Linked DNA regions of Homo sapiens: region 2 is linked to region 1. Evidence: read pairs that join two places in POLR2A ChIA-PET (ENCODE). Cell type or tissue: OCI-LY7. All regions are shown on one strand. Links, peaks and the distances in the headings refer to the core of each region. The heading gives the core; the rest is flanking DNA.

Region 1 (10,669 bases), core at 1,588-9,587:
CTCATAACTAGCTGTTGACTATAAGTCCCTAAACGCCATGTGCTATGTCACCTCTAGAGTTCTGGGCAGCAGTTCTCTCAGCCTCTACTCAAAGAGCTCTTTGCATCAGGTAGGAATCGCATTTGGTTCCAAAATAGCTGGGGTCTAATCACTTGGGGCTTCTTTTCTGATGGACAAGCAGTCTGCAGGGAGGCAGTCCAGAATTGGGATGGCTGCTCTCCTTAGTCATCAGGGACTGAGGCCGTCCATCTTTCTGCTCTGCGATCTTAGCTGCAGAGTTGCCATCCCCCAGGTTACCACATGGCCCAAGGCGGCTGCTGGAGTTCCACCTATCATATCTCAATTCTAGGCAACAAGAAGCAGAAAGGCAAGGCATGTACCACGCAGATGAGGTATAAGCAGCCTTTCTGGGAAGCCACAACCAATACATCTACCTATATCTTACTGGCCAGATCTTAGTTACATGGCCATATGTAGCTGCAAGGGAAGCTGAGAAATTTACTATTTTCTATGTGGGCATAATGCCCAGGGCTCTGTTACTAAGAGATAAGGAAAAAAACAACAACAAAAAAAACCCATGGCTATTTTCAGCAAGCAACTAGCAGTGTCTGCCACACTCCTATACATCCAATTACCACATCTTGATGGAAGGCCAGGGGACAAAAAAAATTCCAAAGATACCTTCCCTGCCATCTAAATGCCTACAGTCTTATTGAGGACTCAAACAAATACAGCTGAAAAGATAAATGACAATATCAAGCAGAATTAAATGAACCACAAGTCCCACTGCAGTCTTTGAAGGGTAACTTTTATGCAAAAAGCAAGAAAAGGAACAATTACTGAGGGCCAGCGAGGTGGCTCATGCCTCTAATCCCAGCAATTTGGGAGGCTGAGGCACAAGGACTGCTTGAGACCAGGAGTTCAAGACCAGCCTGGGCAACACAGTGAGACCCCATTTCTTAAAAAAAAAAAAAATTACTGAGCCCTTACTCCAGCTGGACTCCATGACAGCCACTTTGTTTGTTTTTACTTCTCTTCGTTTTCACAACAACCCTGCAAAGTAGGCATTAGGCATCTGCATTTTGTTTAAGAGGAAATAAATTGGGGTTATATGATGTGCCCAGGGTCACACCGCCAGTAAGGATTTCCAGCAAGGATGGCAAACCTGCCAAGTCTAGAGCTACCTGCCTACTCTAGTGTACAGTGGTGGTTGCCTGGGGAAGATGGTGGTCATGTGGGGGATGATTCTGAGAATGCATCTGAGTTCGATGAGAAAGTCTGTGATTGATTGGCCACGTCTGCCATGGACAGGTGAATAGGGCCAGGTGGCATGAGAGCCATATATGTAACATTCCTGTTTCAGAGGCTTACAGCAGTTGGTTCGTCTGTGGAAATGCCACACTGGCACTCTGCTGTCTATACGCCTGGGAGAATGAAGGGTGGGAGGGGAGGCACATGCTGCCACCAAGTGAGACAGCCCCAGGTCTTACTGCTGGGGATCCTTTTTGCATCTAGGGCCCCGTGCCTTGAGAAAGTGGGTGCCTAGCAACTAGCCAAGACGAAGTCCACCTCCAAGCTCTAAATTATTCCTCTTACTAACAAACGGCCTCAGAAATAACAAAAGAAATGACAGCTGCAGTCAGAACAAGGAGCAATTTTATTTTAAAACCCAACTTGAACAGGATAGATAGACCTGTGATCTCATGTCGGAGCAGAGGTGACAGTTCCTGTCCCACAGCACCATGCCTGCCGACACCTTCACCACCCGGCTCCTCTCCTCACACCCATGGGCCCATGTGACCTCACATTTGGAGGGGTCTGGCAGTCACAGATGCAAGCTACCTCTTCCCGACACCAGTCCCCAGGGCTGGTGACCCTCCCTCACATCCACTGAAGAAGGAGAGAAAATGATTGGAGCAACTTCCAGACTCAGCTCAGATGCCCTCCCCATCCACAAAGCCATCCTTCACCCCCTCACCCCATCCTGCCTCCAGGCTGTATGAGGCAACTCTCCTCTGAACTCCTCTGGTCTCTACGGAGCGGTGTACTCAGCGGTGGGCATCTGCCTCTGATCTCTGACTTTCTGCATTTAGCACAGTCCCTGGCACAGAGCACTTACCATTTGACGGCTACCCGCTATTGAGAACACAGTCTTGTATGGGAGCTGTCCTGTGCATTGTGAGACATTCCACTGCATCCCTAGCCTGCACCCATGAGATGCCAGTAGCAGCCACCCCAGTTGTGACAATAAAAAATGCTTTCAGGCATTGCCAAATGTCCCCGTAGGGACAAAACAAAACCACCCCTGGCCAAGAATCACTGAAGGGCATTATCTCAGAGTTGCCCAGGGCCACTCAGCTAGAACTTGCACTGAGCTCCCTACAGCTGTTCTACCTCATTTAAGCCTCATGATAATCCCTCAGGGTGGGTCCAGCACCCTATCCCACAGATGACAGGTCTGAGCTTCAGTGGGGCTCAATAACTGTCCAAAGCTAAACAGCTGAGCATGGGCCCTTTCTAGAGCTGAATCCAGAAGAACCATATGGCTCAAGCTGCTTATCCAGGCCAAAGACATCACTCCCTTATTTTAAGAAAGAGAGAACTGGAGGTATCCGGTAAGGCCAGTTTGGTTAGAAACCATCTGTTTGTTTATTTATTTTTAGATGAAGTCTTGCTCTGTCACCCAGGCTAGAATGCAGTGGCGCGATCTGGGCTCACTGCAACTTCTGCCTTCCAGGTTCAAGCGATTCTGCTGCCTCAGCCTCCCTAGTAGCTGGGACTACAGGTGTGCATCACCATGCCCGGCTAATTTTTTGTATTTTTAGTAGAGATGGGGATTTCACCCCATTAGCCAGGATGGTCTTGATCTCCTGACCTCATGGTCCACCCGCCTCAGCCTCCCAAAGTGCTGGGATTACAGGCGTGAGCCACCGCACCCGGCCCCATCCGTTTCTTGAATGCAACCAGTGCATGGCAGCCTTTCCTATTTCTGTTAATGCTAAAAGGCTGCTGCATGGAATCTCTTTGGTTGGTAAATAGAACAGAGCAGGTCACAGGTCATCCCACACATTGGGCAGCCACCGGATCATTAAATGGTTGGGGACAAGAGGAGGCTCCTACTCGGCAATCAGCCTCTAATACTCCCAGCTCCATGGATTGCTTTCTCTCCCCTACCAAGAATACTGCCATCCAAGGAGACGAAACATAAACTTGGTGGAGCTGGTGGGGAAGAAGCTAATTTTCTATTACAGAGCATCTCCATTTCGCACAGAGCCCTGAAATTGTGTTTATGAACCTAATGTGTACTTTAGAGGAATGTGGTTGGCAGTAATGAGCTCATAACTCTCAGGAGTTTGGAGGCCAGCGAGTAGCAGATTGTTGAATCAATAAAAATAGCAGTAAGTACCTCTGCGGCTCTTCTGTTCAAGGACAAAAGTGGCTACTTTGGGGGCAGGAGACGTACTTTCTCCCTTGCTTGTAGAAGGTGCATATTCTGTGCAGAGCCATGGTCAGAAGCCTTGTTATTCCCTAGTACTGGGTCCCTGACTCAACTGCTTGGTGGAGCTCATCTCGGTTTGCTTACTGGGCAAGCAGGGGGATGCTGTATCAAGTCCAGGCACTTCTACCTCCTCATGTGTTCTGGGTTTTCTCCACTCCTGCCCTTGGTCCTTCATCAGCTGTACTTGCCAGGACCTCCAAATGGTCCCTGATCGACCCTAGGTTCCCCAGTGCCACCACAATGATTGGCCTAAAGCTCCAATCATACCATGTCACTCCTCCACTTAAATTCTCTGGGTCAATGCCCAAGCTCTTCAGCAAGCAGACAAAGCCCATCTGACTAGCTCATCCTTTGGGCCACCTGGTTCATATTGCACCCTCTTTGGTAACCGTGGCCTGACCACTCTCCGGGAAGCCTCCGTCTTCCCTTCTCTCACACCGTGTGTGCTGGACAGAGCCTATGATTCGGGCCTCAGCCAATCAGAGCACCTCATTCCCTTGGCCACAGCAAGCGGTTCAGGAATGGGCACATCATTGCCTATGATTGGGTGCAGCTTTTCCAATTAATGGGATAGAGAGCTGTACCCTTTTCTCACTGACTTGAAGTCAAGTTGATCCCATTTGCAGCTTCCACAGTTGACTCCTGCCCATGAGAAGAAAGGCTGTTTGAGAATGTGCCCAAACAAAAGCTAGAACAGCCCCACCACTCAAGAGCCCTCTCTTCCCTGCACCCTGCCCCTCTCAACACACAACTGAGTGTCTCCATATATCATGGGAATTGTATTAGTCTGTTCTCACTGCTAATAAGGACATACTGAGACTGGGTAATTTATAAAGAAAAACAGGTTTAATGGACTCACAGTTCTACATGGCTGGGGAGGCCTCAGAATCATGGCAGAAGACAAAGGAAGAGCAAAGCCACCTCTTACATGGTGGCAGGCAAGAGAGAACAAGAATAAGCAAAAGGGGTTTTCCCTTATAAAACCATCAGCTCTCCTGAGAATTACTCACCATCATAACAACAGTATGGGGGAACCGCCCCCCATGATTCAGTTGTCTCCCACCGGGTCCCTCCCACAACACGTGGGGAATTATGGAAGCTACAACTCAAGATGAGATATGGGTGGGGACACAGCCAAATCATATCAGAAATCATGTAAAAACATTGTCAAATGTACAGCTGTTGTCTGCCCCTGTCACCACCATCTGTGACCAAAGACAGGGATTTCAGCAATGGGATTTAGGAAAGTTCACTGGAGTTGCAAGGAAGAGAAGGGATAGTGGTCAGCAGGAAACCCACAGGCTCTGAAGTGAGACAGGCCTGGATGCAACCTGCGTAACCTCAGACAAATAGCTTCTGAAGTGATTGTGACTTCTAAATGCAGAAAACAGAGCAGGGAGATGCACAGCTGGAGCACGGGAGGTGCTGCATTTGAGCCCCTGATCAACCCGTGCCTGCAGCCAGGTTACCCCAAGACTACTGACTTACAGAGAGTAACAAATTCCCTTTTTCTGTAAGCCAGTTTGGTTTGGGTTTTCTGTCACTTGTGAGTTAAGATGCCAAATACAAACATCATTACCTGCTTTGCACTGCATAATCCACCTAAACCAGCTCACTCCAAGCTCACACATATGCCATGATCCCTGTCCTTGCCGTGCCTATTCTCAAGCCTGTTCCCTCTGCTTGTCCCCACCGTGCCTTCTTTGCCTGGCTAAGTTCTACTTATCTTGGAGGGCTTGCCTCCAGCATCTTCACCCTGCAACATCCTTCCCTGGTCTCTTCTCCTCTCCTCAATTCTACCCAACTTCTGTGTTCCTCCAATGCCCTAGACCAAGGTCTATCACTATTCCTCCTCCCTATCCCCTGCTGCTGTGCCTGCCTTCCCTAACCACCCCAACTAGACTGAGCACCACCTGAGGGTAAGGAGCTATGTCTCATCTCTCTATCCCCAGTTTTGGGCACCATATCCAGCAGAAATTAGGTTGCGTAGTACATGTACGTTGAAACTAAACTGAGTCTTCTTCCTCAATGCAAACCTGCCCTGCAGCCAGCAACTCTTCCCCTAGCTTGGAGAGATAATCACTGGGAGTCAACCTGGTACCTATGGGTAGAGCCTAGTGAATGCGAAAACCAAAGCAAATCACTACCGTCCAAAAGGCAAAGAAAGATGCTTAGTTAGAAGAAAATGGGTAGAGCTGGATGCAAGGCAGTTTGATGCACCTGATCAGGACAGCTTGTTGTCTTGGAGAAAGACTGACAGACATGACTATGAGCCAGACACTTCAGGGAAAGTCTCAGTTCTGTCTCTGAGCACTGGGCAGCCACTCCCATAATTAGCAGGGTGGAATGCGATAAAGTCAGGCTTTTCCAGCCAACAATGAGGGCAAGAGGATTTTCTGGAAAAAAAAGAAGTCATCTGCTCTTTTCTCATCAACTTCTCAGAACCTTTAGTATGCCACCAGATGTTGGGCTGTACATAAGCAGGAGGTGTCACCATGAAAAATAACTGCAGTCAAACAGGATCACTGACTTGGTGGCCTAAAAAAAAAAAAAGAGTTCCCAATTGCCTTGAACAATTTAATAATCTGCACTTTATGAAAAACATGTTCACCAGCAATTGAAGATATGGCAATGTATCATGGGAATCAGGTAAAAACGCTGTCCAATACTCAGCTGGTGTCTGTCACCATCACCACCATCCTTGACCAAAGACAGGGATCTGAGGAAGGGGATTCAGGGAAGTTCACTGGGGTTGCAAGGAGGACATGGAAAGGTGGTCAGCTGGAAACTCACAGGCTTTGAAGTGAGACAGACCCGGACGCAAGCCTTGGTTTTGTCACTTACAAGCTATGTGTCCTTGGTCACCTTGCTTAACCCCTCTGAACTTCAATGCTCATCCATAAATGGGGAGATAATAACGTCATTTTTGCTGTTGCCCTGGTGGGGCCACTGCGAGACACAGGCCTCATACATCCACAATCAGCACAATCCCGGGAACGCCACCATCATCATCATTCCCAAGCCCCAATCCTAGGCCTTCCCGGTGCTAGATGTGAATGATCTCAGCTACCATCAGCTGATTTGGGGGAGGTTTTTATCCCATTGGATAAAAGCCCTTCCCTAGTGTCTTCCTGACAACCGTGCCAGCAATGGAGACACTCAGATGTGTGTTGAGAGGGGCAGGGTACAGGGAAGAGAGGGCTCTCTGAGTGGTGGGGCTGTTCCCGCTTTTGTGGGACACATGAAGCACTCTCGCCAAGTGACAAACACAATCTCAGGAGAGAGCTTTGAAAAATAACACACGAGCTGGCAATCTTATCTGTTAACCTGCATCTCAATTCCAGCCAGGGAATTTTCAAAAGGCTCCAATTAGTCCCCTCAGCCAACTGGTTTCCACCATTCGGGTCTCACAGCAAGGGAATATTGATTTTGCTGTAAGACCTAGGAGAACAGGCTGCTGGTTTACACTGTCTTCTTCCCATTTATGAAATCTCGGCTCTGTCCGGGTGGTTTCTCTGGACTTTTGTTATTACAGATTAAAAATGAGGTTTAGAAAGGTGAAAATTGATCCAGAAAGTACTGATTGAGAATCTTTGGGGGTATCCAGGATTAGGCTGGACACCAGGATAGTTTTTAGTTTTGATTTTTAGAATTCCGCTAACAACAAAAATCCATCATGTATACTTTTGTCCATCTGCAGAAAAAGGTAAGACAGAAAGGTGCCCAAAGCTCATGCTAAGCCGATGGGACTTCTTCAATTGCCTGGATGCTTTCAGAATCAAAGTTTGTATTTAAGAAATGGTGCTGGTCTGTAGCATTTATTTTACTTTTTTTTTTTTTTTTTTTTTTTTTTTTTTTTGAGACAGAGTCTCCCTCTGTCGCCAGGCTGGAGTGCAGTGGCACCATCTCGGCTCACTGCAACCTCCACCTCCCAACTTCAAGTGATTCTGCTGCCTCAGCCTCCCAAGTAGCTGGGACTACAGATGCGTGCCACCACACCCTGCTAATTTTTTTTATATTATAGTAGAGACGGGGTCTCACCATGTTGGTCAGGCTGGTCTTGAACCCCTGACCTCAAATGATCCGCCCACCTTGACCTCCCAAAGTTCTGGGATTACCATGTGAGTCACCACACCTGGCTCCTATTTTACATATGTCAATCCTGCCCTTAGAAAATAAAGAACATGAGGCAGCTCGTTGGGATCCAGTTAATAAAACAGGTGAATAACGGCCATTTCATATTGAGAGCTTAGTACATACTGGAGCCGATTCTAAGTGTTTCCTATAGGTTAAATCATTTAATCCTCATCCATGTTAAGTGTTGAGTATACCTAACAAGGCACAGAGGAAAGTCAACAGGAGCTCCACTGCCATGAAACTCTGCAAGGAATCCCCTCCACAGGGCCAACTCTTTCCAACTAAAACATCGATACTGGCTCCTATTCTGAGCAATGTTCTTGATAAGCTCCTCTGACTCCTCTCTATTCATTGAGCACACAGTGGGTCCCTCTTGGAGTGCTAGATCAATCCTGAATTACCCACTCAATTAGAGGCAGTTACTACATTAAATATCCCACCAGATGATAAAGAACAATTAATGACTCTGCTGAGCTTTTAAGATTCTAGGCAGAGACTCTGAAAGGAGTTTCCTTGTCTCAAAAACAAATGGGGCCAGGCACAGTGGCTCACGCCTGTAATCCCAGCACTTTGGGAGGCCAAGGCGGGTGGATCACTTGAGGTCAGGAGTTCGAGACCAGCCTGGCCAACATGGTGAAACCCCGTCTCTACTAAAAATACAAAAATTAGCCGGGCATGGTGGTGCACGACTCTAGTCCCAGCTACTCAGGAGGCAGAAGCTGAACAACTGCTTGAGCCCAAGAGGTGGAGGCTGCAGTGAGCCGAGATTGCACCGCTGCACTCCAGGCTGGGCAACACAGCAAGGCTCTGTCTCAAAAAAAAAAAAAAAAAAAAAAAAAAGAATGAGAAGCTACTGTTTCAACTGCACGTCCAGGAGCTGCATGGAAGCAGGTGTGCAGCGCGAAAGCGTGGACTCGGGAGCTCCACCTCTTGGGTTTGAATGCACTCCCTTTTCACACACATTTACTAGCTTAGTGTCCTTGGGGAAGTGGCTTAGCCTCTCAGGTGTTCGATTTCCTCATCTGTAGAATGGGGGCAGCAGCAGGAGTTTCTTCCTAGCGTTGTCCCGAGGCTTGAATTGGTTAATATCTGTAAAGCACTCAATCCAGGGCCTGGCATACAGTAGACGCCATGCTGAGTGTCAGCCATTTTTACTGGTGACACCTACTTGTGAGGTTGGAGAGGAAGCTGATGGGCTGCAGAAAGAGAAGTTCTGAACCCACTGTACACTGAGGCTATTTTTTTGTAAGTGAAAAAGCTTAGCTTAGGTGGACCTGGGAAGAACTCCATCTTGATTTACTATTTCATGTTTATTTCATTCTTTCATTCATTCAGCCAGCCAGTCATCTATCACTTCATAGGTATTGAGCACCTACTATGTGCCTGTGTTGTGAGCAAGGTGGGCACCTAGGATGAGAGAGCCCTACCCTCAGGGAGCCCCAGCCTCCTGGGGAGATGCACACAGGAGAGTTGCTCAGTGTACAGAATGAACAGCGTAGAATGGAGGACGGCTCAGCATACAGGAGCCCTGAAGCGGGGGCATCTCGATAAGGCCTCAGCAAACGTCTTCTGCAGCCAGCCAGATGATAAATGTTTTAGGCTTTGTGGATAATACGGGCTCTGTCCTAAAGACTCACCTTTGTCTTTGTTGTATAAAAGCAGCCACAGACATTAAATTAATGAATGGACATGGCTGCACTACAATAAAACTTTATTCAAAAACAAAAAAAAACTGTCAGCCAGGCACAGTGGCTCACTTCTATAATCCCAGCACTTTGAGAGGCCGAGGTGGGTAGATCACTTCAGGTCAGGAGTTCAAGATCAGCCTGGCCAACATGGTGAAACCCCATCTCTACTAAAAATACCAAAATTAGCTGGGCGTGGTGGCAGATGTCTATAGTCCAGCTACTTGGGAGGCTGACGCAGGAGAACCCCTTGAACTCAGGAGGCAGGGGTTGCAGTGAGCTGAGGTCGTGCCACTGCACTCCAGCCTGGATGACTGAGACTCTGTCAGAGTGAGACTCTGTCTCAAAAAAAAAAAAAAACAAAAAAAAACACTGTCGAGGGGACAATGTGGCCCACAAGCCACAGTTTGCTCACCCCTGATCTAGAGGAAGGGGTTCTGGAGATGTGATGAATATGACCTGTAAATGGGGTGGGGCCTACAAGGAAGAGACAGAGGGAAGGACCTGTAGCCTGGGGAGTGAGGCTTGGAGGCCATGGAGAAAAACGCTCTCCCTTGTTCAAAAAGTCCAGGAAAATGACTCAGGTACCTGTGCCAGAAACAGGCCACAAATGCTTACTCTGGTATGGAACAAGAATTCCCCCTACACCCACCTAATCCAGCTCAGGCAAAGAAGAAAAGTCAACATCTACTATGTACCAGGATCTGGGGCCAGTACTTGAGTATCTGTGTCTATTCCTATGCTGCAGATGAGGCTGCAGGCTCAGGGAACCACCATGGGCTGGAAGCAGCCACCTGCATCTCCCTCAGCATCCAGTGCAATAAGGGATGCAGTGGGAAGAAACAGCAGCACAGCAGCAAATAGCTTTGACTGAGTGCTTACTACATGCTAGGTGCTATACTGAGTGCTTACTACATGCTAGGTGCTATACTGAGTGCTTACTACGTGCTCGGTGCTATATTGAGTGCTTACCACATGCTAGGGGCTATACTGAGTGCTTACTATGTCCTAGGTGCTATATTGAGTGCTTATTACATGCTAGGTGCTATACTGAGTGCTTACTACGTGCTAGGTGCTATACTGAGTGCTTACTACGTGCTAGGTGCTATACTGAGTGCTTAGTATGTGCTAGGTCTTATACTGAGTGCTTACTACGTGCTAGGTGCTATACTGAGTGCTTACTACGTGCTAGGTGCTATACTGAGTGTTTACTACATGCTAGGTGCTATACTGAGTGCTTATTACGTGCTAGATGCTATACTGAGTGCTTATTACATGCTAGGTGCTATGCAAGTTTCGAATGCTCACATTCCCCAGTGAAGAAGGTACTCACTCATCCCATACCCTT
Region 2 (10,669 bases), core at 820-8,819, 80 kb after region 1:
TCATTTCAGCCAAATTCACCATGTGTGTTCAGGGCATCGGTAGTCAGGATGCTAAGGTGAAAAGCGGGAACTAAGATTCACGCATTCAGCCAATGCTTTATACTCTGTATCAGGTGCTGGGGACACAGCCATACATAAAATGGACAAAGGAGAGAGCAAATAAACAACTCTATGCCAAGTAGCATTAGTATTATGAGGAAAAATAAAGCAGGAGAGTGCTATTTTAACCAAGTTTATGATATAAGCTGATATTTTATTCCCTACTTTGGATGATTTAGAGGCATTTACTGTTTAAAACCTCATACAACTCTCTTTGGTGGGCATTCCTAGACCCATTTAAAGATGAGGATATGGGCCAGGCATAGCAGCTCATATACTTGTAATCCCAGCACTATGGGAGGCCGAGGCAGGAGGATCACTTGAGCCCAGGAGTTTGAGACCAGCCTGGGCCATATAGTGAAACCCCATCTCTATAAAAATTTGAGTTAGCCAAGTGTGGTGGTGCATGCCTGTAATCCCAGCTACTCAGGAGGCTGAGGTGGGAGGACTGCTTGAGCCCACAAGTCGGAGGCTGCAGCGAGCTATGACTGCACCACTGCACTCCAGTCTGGGCAACACAGCGAGACTGTCTCTTAAAAAAATTAAAAATACAAAATGTAAAGAAATAAAGGTGAGGACATGAAGACTCTAAAAAGAGACTTACAGCTCCATCTCCTACTAATCATGGGGACATGGAGACTTGGGGATATTGCCTACCTTATCTGTGCCTTAGTCTTGTCATCTCTAAAATGGAGACATGAGAACCTACATCAGTGCTTGCTACTACATGCACAGCTCATGGAATAGGATTTGGTATGTAATAAGTGCCAGTATACCTGTCTGCAGGTAGGAGTGTAAATGACACTCCCACTTTCAAGAACTTCATTATCTCATGGAGAAGCCACAGGATACATCCATGAAACTAGCAATGAGAATATTGTGAGCAAACCATGTCGATTGATACCACCATTCCCGCTGCCTAACAGGCCCATCTTCCTGATCAACTTCAACTCATCCTTAAAAACTCAAGTCAAACGTCTCCTCTTTGAAACCTTCCATGACATACCCCAGCAGGTAACTAACCCCACCATTGTGCCATCATTATACTTGATACCTACAGAATTCTATTTCTTACTCATTGCTCATTCTTTCATTCAACTACTGTGCATCAACAGCCTGCCATCTACCACCCCCTCATGAACCTCCAGGGCAAGGTATGTTTAGTATGTCTGTGTCTTCCACCGACGACAAACTTCTTGGGGGCCAAATAACTGAGTGTAGCTCAACGGAATTAATTAACTAATGAATAAACAAAGAACAACATAAGATTAGACAAAGTGAGCGGTCCAGAGGGGAAGAGGATTACAGGAATTTAAAGAACATTAGAAACGTACCTACCAAAACTCACTATTGACAGCGCCACTAGGGGCTTTCTCAAAGAATGAATGACACCTTGAAGGATGGGGAAGATTTGGAAGAGTGTGAAAGAGGAGGAAGTCGACATATATTCATGACTGAAGAATGCAAAGTCTCAAAACAATCTGAACAGTATAAATTATCCCATTTGTGTTAAAAATAGATGTGCGTTAGGCATGTGTGTGTGTATATATATGCCTGCCTATATGCAAATGCATAAAAAATACCTGGAAGGGTATATACCAAACGCTTCACAGCAGGATCGCTAGGAGGGAACACTTGTCTTTTGTACTCTAGATAGTTGTGCATTATTTATATTCTTTCAGAAATGTATTTTTATATTATTTATATAACTTAGAAAAAATGTTAAACCATGTCTTCTAAAAGACAAATGGTGAAAATGCAGAGCGATGGAAGTAGAAGGAACAGGAGGAGCAAATGCTGAGGGACAGGACTCGGTGGAGAAAGAGCAGACGAAAAGACATAGGGCGAAGGCGAGAGTCAGGTCCTGCTTCGCCATCTGCCATATTATTTTTAAAACAAAGCTAAAAAATATCTGCGTTGCATTGCAGCACTGGGGGCAAGAGTTGGCTGCAAGCTTTGCTCTAACAGGACAGTGTGGCGATTCCCACAGGAGGCCCACACACTCAGGCTGGCATAGGCAATGACACCCTGGACAGGAGAAACGAAAGGAAGCCACTCTCCCCGAACAGAAATAAAAATCTGGCTGGGTGCAGTGGCTCACGCCTATAATCCCAGCACTTTGGGAGGCTGAGGCAGGATTGCTTGAGCCCAGAAGTTCGAGACCAGTATGGGCAACATAGAAAGACCCTGTCTCTACAAAAAAATTTTAAAAATAACAAAATTAGCCAGGCATGGTGGTATGCACCTATAGTGCCAGCTTCTCCGGAGCCTGAAGTGCAAGGATCGCTGAGCCCAGGAGTTTGAGGCTGCAGTGAGCTATAAGTACACCACTGCCCTCCAGCCTGAGGGACAGAGAAAGACCCTGTCTCTATTTAGGAAAGAGGAAAGGAAGGAAAGAGGGAAGGAAGGGAGGGAGGGAGGAGGGAAGAGAGAAAGAAAGGAAGGAAGGAAGGAAGGTTGGTCCAAAGGAGCTTGAAGTTCTTCCAACTTTATCAAAAGCCTTGGCTGATCCCCAACGCCTGGCTGGCAACATCAGTTGCATCCCCAACCACCGCTTTGAGATGGACAAGGCCCTCCATTTTCGAATATCTGGGAGAACACCATCTGAACTCTGATCAACAAAATCACCTTCCTCAGAAACCAGGACGGCAGCTCTGCAGACCTCATGGGCAAGAAAGCTGTGGCCCAAGAACACTGGGGTGTAGGTAATACCAAGGTGGTGCCCACCCCTCAAGAAGAGGTTATTTCCAGAAGAACAGGTCAAAGGGAGCCAATGGCTTGGCTTTTTGCAACTAAATCAGGGATCCCTTTACCAAAACATATCTATTCCCATCTAATCACATAACGTGCTGGTCGCCCAGAAAAGAGACAGCAATGAATCTAGGCACAAACTGCTCTGGTTCCCACAGACCAGCTGGCCAGGGAACCAAACTCCATGAAACACACAGCGAAACAGCATTGACTTTTACTAGGAGATTATATAAACTCATTTCAGGGAGATGGGGAAGCCTCCCAGAACACGCCGGAAGATGCCCTTGGTGCTGCTCAGTGCCTCGCCCAAAGTGCCTACGTGACTGATGGCCCAAGAGACAAGGAAGCAGAGATGTACCTTCATTTATTTGTTTTGAGACGGAGTTTCGCTCTGTCACCCAGGCTGAAGTATAATGGCACAATCTCCACTTGCTGCAACCTCCACCTCCCAGGTTCAAGCAATTATCCTGCCTCACCCTCCCAAGTAGCTGGGATTACAGGCACTTGCCATCAAACCCAGCTAATTTTTGTATTTTTAGTAGAGATGGGTTTTCACCACGTTGGCCAGGCTGGTCTCGAACTCCTGACCTCAGGTGATCCGCTCGCCTTGGCCTCCCAAATGCTGGGATTACAGGTGTGAGCCACCGCACCCAGCCACCTTTATTTTTGTTGTTGATTGTTTTTTGTTTTTGTTTTTGTTTTGTTTTGTTTCTGAGATGGAGTCTTGCTCTGTCTCTCAGGCTAGAGTGCAATGGCACCATCTTGGCTCACTGCAGTCTCCACCTCCCGGATTTAAGCGATTCTTCTGCTTCAGCCTCCCGAGTAGCTGGGATTAAGGGCACATGCTACCACGCCCAGTTACTTTTTCGTATTTTTAGTAGAGACAGGGTTTCACCACGTTGGCCAGGCTGGTCTCAAACTCCTGCCTGACCTCAGGTGATCAGCCCACCTCAGCCTCCCAAAGTGCTGGGATTACAGGCATCAGCCACTGTGCCTGGCCTCAAAGAAAGATTTTTTCAAATAAGAAGAAATCGTTCAAAAAATACATAGAACATCAGATGCAACTTGTGCGGAAGGTGTGACTAACAAGAAGTGAACCCTCAATGCAGGGAAATAAATATATTAAATTAAGGAATAAGTATAATGTATTTAGTTAGAAGACTTGTACAACTATTAACATAATCATGTGGTTATTATGTATCCCTGGAAATACTGTGTGTGTTAATTTAGCAGAAATTGAACAAATTAACTTAGTATCTAGAGGGATGCGTCATAGCCAGTGAGATTTACAAGGTGGCACTGAGACAGAATGGAAAGCACTGGGAGGGTCCACATTTTTAGGATGACAGAAATGAAATGGTCAAGGACAGTGTCATCACCTGACCATGTACAGGAGAGGACCTGGCCCAGACCAGCTTCTAGAGGAGTCCCACGCGGTTGCCCCAGGCACAGGAACCCCTTTCCCATGCTCATGACATCATATTAAGATATGAACATGCGGCCGGGCACGGTGGCTCACGCCTGTAATCCCAGCACTTTGGGAGGCCAAGGTGGGTCGATCACTTGAGGCCAGGAGTTCAAGACCAGCCTGGCCAACATGGTGAAACCCCATCTTTACTAAAAATACAAAAATTAGCTGGGCACGGTGGCACACACCTGTAATCCCAGCTACTCGGGAGGCTAAGGCAGGAGAATTGCTTGAACCTAGGAGGCGGAGGTTGTAGTGAGCCGAGATCGAGCCACTGCACTCCAGTCTGAGTGACAGAGCAAAACTCCGTCTCAAAAAAAAAAAAAGATATGAACATGCTAATAACATGCATACCAGGCAGGAGCAAAGAACCAGGGTCTTGAGATTACTCCCTGTGGGAGAGGTGAGTGGAGTCTGGGGGCAGTTTCTATAAGAGACCAAGAATGAGATCAGAGGAAGCTTACTTATTCAATCAGAGCAGGCCTTCCTGCACCAATAATGAATGTGGGTCATGAGCTCAGGATTTTGATGAATCCATATCTGTGCACCCGGTTCAGATGAAATTCAAAGAACAGAGAGGCCATTTCAAGAAGGAATGGGTGGTAACTAAAATGAGAACAAGGGGCACGTGAGCCCCAGGAGAATCCTGGTGGCCGCTGCCTGTCACTTCTCCTGCAGGTGACGTTGTGAGCGGCAAACTCAAACCATGCATTCACAAACATATGCTGGAGAAGAGAAGACAGGACAGGTAGAACGGAGGGGTAAAAAGCTGCCTTCCAATCCCAGCTTCTATTCCTTCAGGATCAGTGGCAGGAAAGATCTCAGCATTATCCAAGCAGGACCTCTGTCTCCATGCCAAATAACCATGAAGTGAAGCCAGAGAGACACAAGTCACACAAAATATATTCTGGGCTTTGACCTTCTCAAAGGCAGGGACTGTATTTTCCACGTCTGCTACATCTCCGTAGTCTTCCTCACATTGGGTAAAGTGGCCACACAAAACACAGTGACCGACAGGCGATGTAAGCCAGTGTGGAAAATGCCTCTCTTGACTCACAGCTGAAGTCATTATAGAGTACCAAGTTTCTAAATCTTGATTATTTTGCACCTTGCCAATGCTTTCTATTTGCATCAACATAGGACCAGCTTTAAAGATAAGCTTGCATACACTGCATTTGCCAGCTGACACGAAACTTTGATCTTCAGGGAAGTGTAAAGTTCCACAGCTGGATGCCTTGGACAACCAAACTCCTCCACTCAAACCCTAGAGTCCAGCCCCTCATGGGTCCCCAGGGGAAACTGACCACCCATGGTGATGAGCAAGCCATGTAAAAGATGAGTTTCACACAAGTGCATCAGAAAAGAAAGCTCTGTGATATTAATACTTCCAACTCCCCCCAGGTGCAAGAAGCACCTGCATGAACAGCAAGGAGCATGTGATCACTTGGGGTATTTGGCCATGGTCAGGAAAACACAGCTAGGCCCAAAGAGATGCTTTTCTTCTCTCGATCTAGAGGTTTAAAGTGGGTTCCACAAGCATCTTTCCAAATAATTTTGTGTCAAAGGCTAATATTTCTGAGTTAAGCCTCTATGTGAGATATATTTTTAGTAGCCCCTCTTAAATGGCACTTTTAAAAATAATCTCCTTCAAGACGGCAGATGATTAAAACAGGGATGTCCAAGCGCTGAGTTAAAAAGCCTCTTATAATTTGGAACACGAAGTTTAACATTGCCGTGGGACAGGAGACAGTTTGGTACTTGATCATTAGCTATGCGGCAAGTGCCACCCGGCAGAAAAATAGATTTCTTATTAAGCTTTCATACTTAAATCGCATCAGCCCTCAAATGAGATCACTCCCTCCGAAGGTTTTAAAGAAACCAAGAAAGTCCCAGGGAGCATTTTATTGTATAGTGAATCTTATTACAAAACTTGGGATGGGGTTTTTCCATCTATCTCATCCCTGGATATGAAATTACTCATCTTTCTCTCCCATCAGCTCAGTCATCTCAGAGGAAGCAAGGTGCCCCAGGTAACACAGACGGCTCACAGCGAGGACCCACATGAGGTGTTATTGAGCAAGACAGGAAGGCAGCTTTCTGGATAATCGAACGTGCTAGTGAACAGAGTGTTGCCAGAGATACTCCAGGTGTACACTCAGATGTATACGTCATATGCTCCCTGAGTGATTACGTGTTCCAGGCTCTGAGGGTAGGAAAATGAAGACAACAGTCTCTGTCTCAGGGAAGCTCCAGGTCCACAGGGGAAAATGGAAGTCAACGCCAAGTGGTACTGCAGAGTGGCAAACAACACAGCACAAAGTGCTCCAGAAACACTCATCAGGGGTCAGCCATATGCTGGAAGGCAGGCAATGGCCCACTCCACAGGGACCCTCACAAAACACACAAGGCTTGGATGATGAAGGGGAGATGGAAAGGCTTTGTAGTTTTTCAGGGCAATTGTAATGAATGGCAATTATCATGGTAACATACAGCAATGTAAATCTTTATTAAACTGGAGACAATGGGAGAGTGGAAGGGAAGGGAGAGGGAGAGGATTGCAACCACAGAGAGAGAGAGTCAGGCAGGGGGAAGAGACAGACAGAGGAAAAGAAAGAGAGAGAGAGAGACAGAGGCAGAGACAAAGAAAGGAGCAGAGAGAGAAACAAAAGGAGAGAGAGGGAGAGAAAGACACAAAAGAAAAACAAAAAGAGAAGCACACAGAGACCAAAGAAGAAACAAAGACACGAAAACAGGAGGAGAAATGGAGAGAGTGGGAGAAAATGCAGAATATAAGAGACAGCCCAGGTGGCAGAGGCCCAAAGTTCCTGGGAAAGGCAGTGCTGTTCTAGACCAAACTCTGACCAGGCTGGTGAGTGGGTGGGAGGCCAGTTGGACCTGGGACTAAACACAGGCAGGCCCACTGCACCCCACAGCCACGCTATGTCACTTCCTCTCCTCCGGGCCCTGCAGACTCCATGCCAGGGCAGGCTCATGAGATAAGGCAGGCTCTGATGAGCTCCCTGCTAGCTAGTACATCAATAAAAAAACATGACATTTAATGGCCCTACCTTTCCCAGATGCACTCGTCGGAAAATAGCTCCATGACCATCTTCTTAGAGAAGATGTTCCTCAGGGAAATAATTCTGGAACATAATGACTGCAATAGTGTTCCTTGGGGAAATAATTTTGGGAAATGCTGCTGTACCTAGCCCATCCCTTTGGAGAAGCACGGAGCACCCCCGTGTGTGACCCTTGAGGGAAATCCCACAGTAAGGAAGACTATCAAACTATCTCTAATCCAACAGTTTTCAGGCTTACTGCATCACAGAACCCCAGGTCCTTTTTTAAAAATATATGAAGCAACTATGCAAACCCCCCACTCAATCATTGTTCTGATTTTTTTTTTTTTTTTTTTTTTTTTTTTGAGACAAGAGTCTCACTCTGACGCCCAGGCTGGAGTGCAGTGGCACGATCTCTGCTCACTGCAACCTCCACCTCCCGGGTTCATGCCATTGTCCTGCCTCAGCCTCCCGAGTAGCTGGGACTACAAGCGCCCGCCACCACGCATGGCTAATTTTTTGTATTTTTAGTAGAGACGGGGTTTCACCATGTTAGCCAGGATGGTCTCGATCTCCTGACCTCATGATCCGCCTGCCTCGGCCTCCCAAAGTGCTGGGATTACAGGCGTGAGCCACCGCGCCCGGCCCACTGTTCTGCTTTTGGGCAACTCTGCCTTCTCTAGATTACAAGTTTCCAAAGAGCCTTTTTTTTTTTTGGAGATGGAGTCTTGCTCTGTCACCCAGGCTGGAGTGTAGTTGCGTGATCTCGGCTCAATTGCAACCTCCGCCACCCGGGTTCAAGCGATTCTCCTGCCTCAGCCTCCCAAGCAGCCGTGATTACAGGCACGCACCACCATGCATGGCTAATTTTTGTATTTTGAGTAGAGATGGGGTTTCACCATGTTGGCCAGGCCGGTCTCGAACTCCTGACCTCAAGTGATCCTCCTGCCTCGGCCTCCCAAAGTGCTGAGATTACAGGCATGAGCCACCACGCCCGGCCTCCGAAGAGCCTGACATAAACACCATGTGATGAGTATGCTAAACACACACACACACACACACACACACACACACACACACAAATCCTGATGTATGAAGTGAGAAGGAGAGATAAGAAAGGGAGAGATTCACTTCGCAGATGAAGAATGGGCATGTTTAAGAGCTTCACCACAGAAGTATCTGAATGTTTAAAACCATCCAGAGTGCTGTGCCTGGAGCACAACAGACACCATATTTTGCTTGAAATTGGAAAACATAAAATAAAGAGTGAGCAGTGTGGTGGTATGGAACAAAAGAGTCCTGGGTTTACATTCAGGTGCTACCATGAAGCTGTGTGCCTTTGGGTGAGTCACAAAACCTCTCTGTACCTCAATTTGCTCAGCTGAAAAATGGGCCTAATAAGAAAATTATAAGGACTGCCTAGAGGGTGCAAGGAAAAAAATGCACACCAAACACACAGCAAAGCTCTGCCAAAGGGTGGTTCCCTCATCAAACAGACAAGGGAAGGGACAAGTGAGAGAGCGGAGGTGGTGGGGAAGGAGCCGACAGCATGGATGCTTGGAGTCAGGGCAGTGGTTCCACAGGCAGCAAGTCTTACCAAGCCAGGCCATCTTTTCTGCTTAAGTGGAGGTGATCAGAAACGGGACAGAGAAACAGAGCCTTGCCAGTGGGACCAAAATAAAGAGGAATCCAATGTCCATTATATGAAGTGAGCTCGTGTTTGCATCCACCATGGGAACAAACTGCATTTAATGAGTGGCTTCACCTTTAGCTTTCACCGCGCTGTGTCTTTAATTGACCTCTATAACTTGCAGTCTTACAAGGTTCTATTTCCCTGTCTCCATTTCTTACTCAAACCGGGAGCTCTTCTCCCAGAGTGTAATCAAATCCCGCTAAAAGGTAAAAATCTCCAGCATTCATTCACATCTTATACCAAAGGGGAAAAACATAATAAGAGTCCTAAAAATACTCACAGTAAAAAAAAAAAAAAAGAAGAAGAGAGAAAAATTCAATCCTTAATCCCAAACTCCTGTTCCTTAAAAGTGTCTTAGCTTAAAAGGATACACAGGCCAAGTTTGGTGGCTCACACCTATAATCCCAGCAATTTGGGAGGCCAAAGCAGGAGGATCGCTTGATGCCAGGTGTTCAAAACCAGTCTGGGCAATATAGTGAGAGCCTGCCTCTACAAAAATAACATAACATAACATAACATAACATAACATAACATAACATAACATAACATAACAAACAAGCCAGGCTTGGTGGCGCACACCTGTAGTCCTAGCTACTCCAGAGACTGAGGCAGGAGGATTGCTTAAGTCTAGGAGTTTGAGGTTACACCGAGCTATGATGGTGCCACTGCACTCCAGCCTGGGCAACACAGCAAGACCCTGTCTCTAAAAAAAAGTAAAGTATATATAGTGATACAAGTTAAGCATTCCTAATCCTAAAATCTGAAATCCAAAATGTTCCAATCTCATTTGAGCATCCTGTTGGCACCCAAAAAATTTTGGATTTTGGAGTACCTCAGATTTCAGATTTTTGGATTAGGGATGCTCAACCCACAAGTATAATGCAAATATTCCAAAATGTAAAGAAATCTGAAACACTTGTGGTCCCAAGTATTTCAGAAAAGAGCTACTCAACCTGCATTATAAAAAGATACCACTGAAAGGAAACTAACCCTGCTCATCTCTTTTTTCCGAATTATCATTTGGTCTATGCACTCAGCCTCTGCCCTATGAAAATGAAGTCATCATGTAGCAAACATTTACTGAGCACCTACTACATGCTGGGAATGGTGCTAGGCACAGGGGATCGGAGTCGGAAATGGGACATGAGGGCCAGCACAGAGAGCACTGTTTCACTGGCAGAATCTCACAGAACCTCGCACTATGGTCAGCACTATGTTTATTCCCAGCAGATAGAAGAGGAGATTTGGGTTTCCACCTAAAGTAGACAGTCCTGACCCTGAGTCACTCGAACACCCTGGTGTCTGGGAGGAAGCCTAATCCAGTGTGGTCAGGGATCCAGGCCCCATGGAAAGGAAGAGGGAAGTGGCTGAGATTCCCATAAATAGATGCCTCTTACAGTGAAAAGCCAGAGAAAAAAACAAAAGACGACTCCAGGAGGAAAACTGAGCTGGAAACGGCCTTCTTTCTTCTGCCCTGGCTGTCTGACTCTGAGATGACGACCAAAGCAGGCCTGAGGCAATAATGGGGTATCCCCTGGGGACCCGGTCCAAATGGCAAGCTCTTCTGACAGCCTTCAGGCCCTTAGTGACCGTTTTACT

The links. Peaks named below come from ENCODE experiments on the same cell type or tissue, not always from the same donor. Only the 100,000 strongest peaks of a DNase experiment are listed, where the experiment ranks them.
Region 2: POLR2A ChIA-PET joins it to region 1 with 9 read pairs; 2 of 35 experiments call an interaction of 5 or more read pairs at or near these places.

The regions. Positions count from the first base shown.
Region 1 is chr16:12,443,855-12,454,523 of GRCh38, reverse strand. The region is part of intron 18 of SNX29 (sorting nexin 29); the gene reads right to left. Among named protein-coding and RNA genes, the nearest start is that of SNX29-AS2, 77 kb to the right of the region's middle. In OCI-LY7, for the core only: no CTCF peak of the experiment used is centred there; no DNase peak of the experiment used is centred there.
Region 2 is chr16:12,363,116-12,373,784 of GRCh38, reverse strand. All of the region lies in intron 16 of SNX29 (sorting nexin 29), which reads right to left. SNX29-AS2 (SNX29 antisense RNA 2) reads left to right here and starts at 1,184. Exons shown (of 2, transcript NR_188406.1): 1 at 1,184-1,253; 2 at 6,316-6,804. It overlaps LOC105371087 (a long non-coding RNA gene), which reads right to left and starts at 3,279. Exons shown (of 3, transcript XR_933083.4): 1 at 876-3,279; 2 at 757-783; 3 at 1-116. In OCI-LY7, for the core only: no CTCF peak of the experiment used is centred there; a DNase peak (open chromatin) is centred at 5,664; H3K4me3 peaks cover 356 bases; H3K27ac peaks cover 2,715 bases.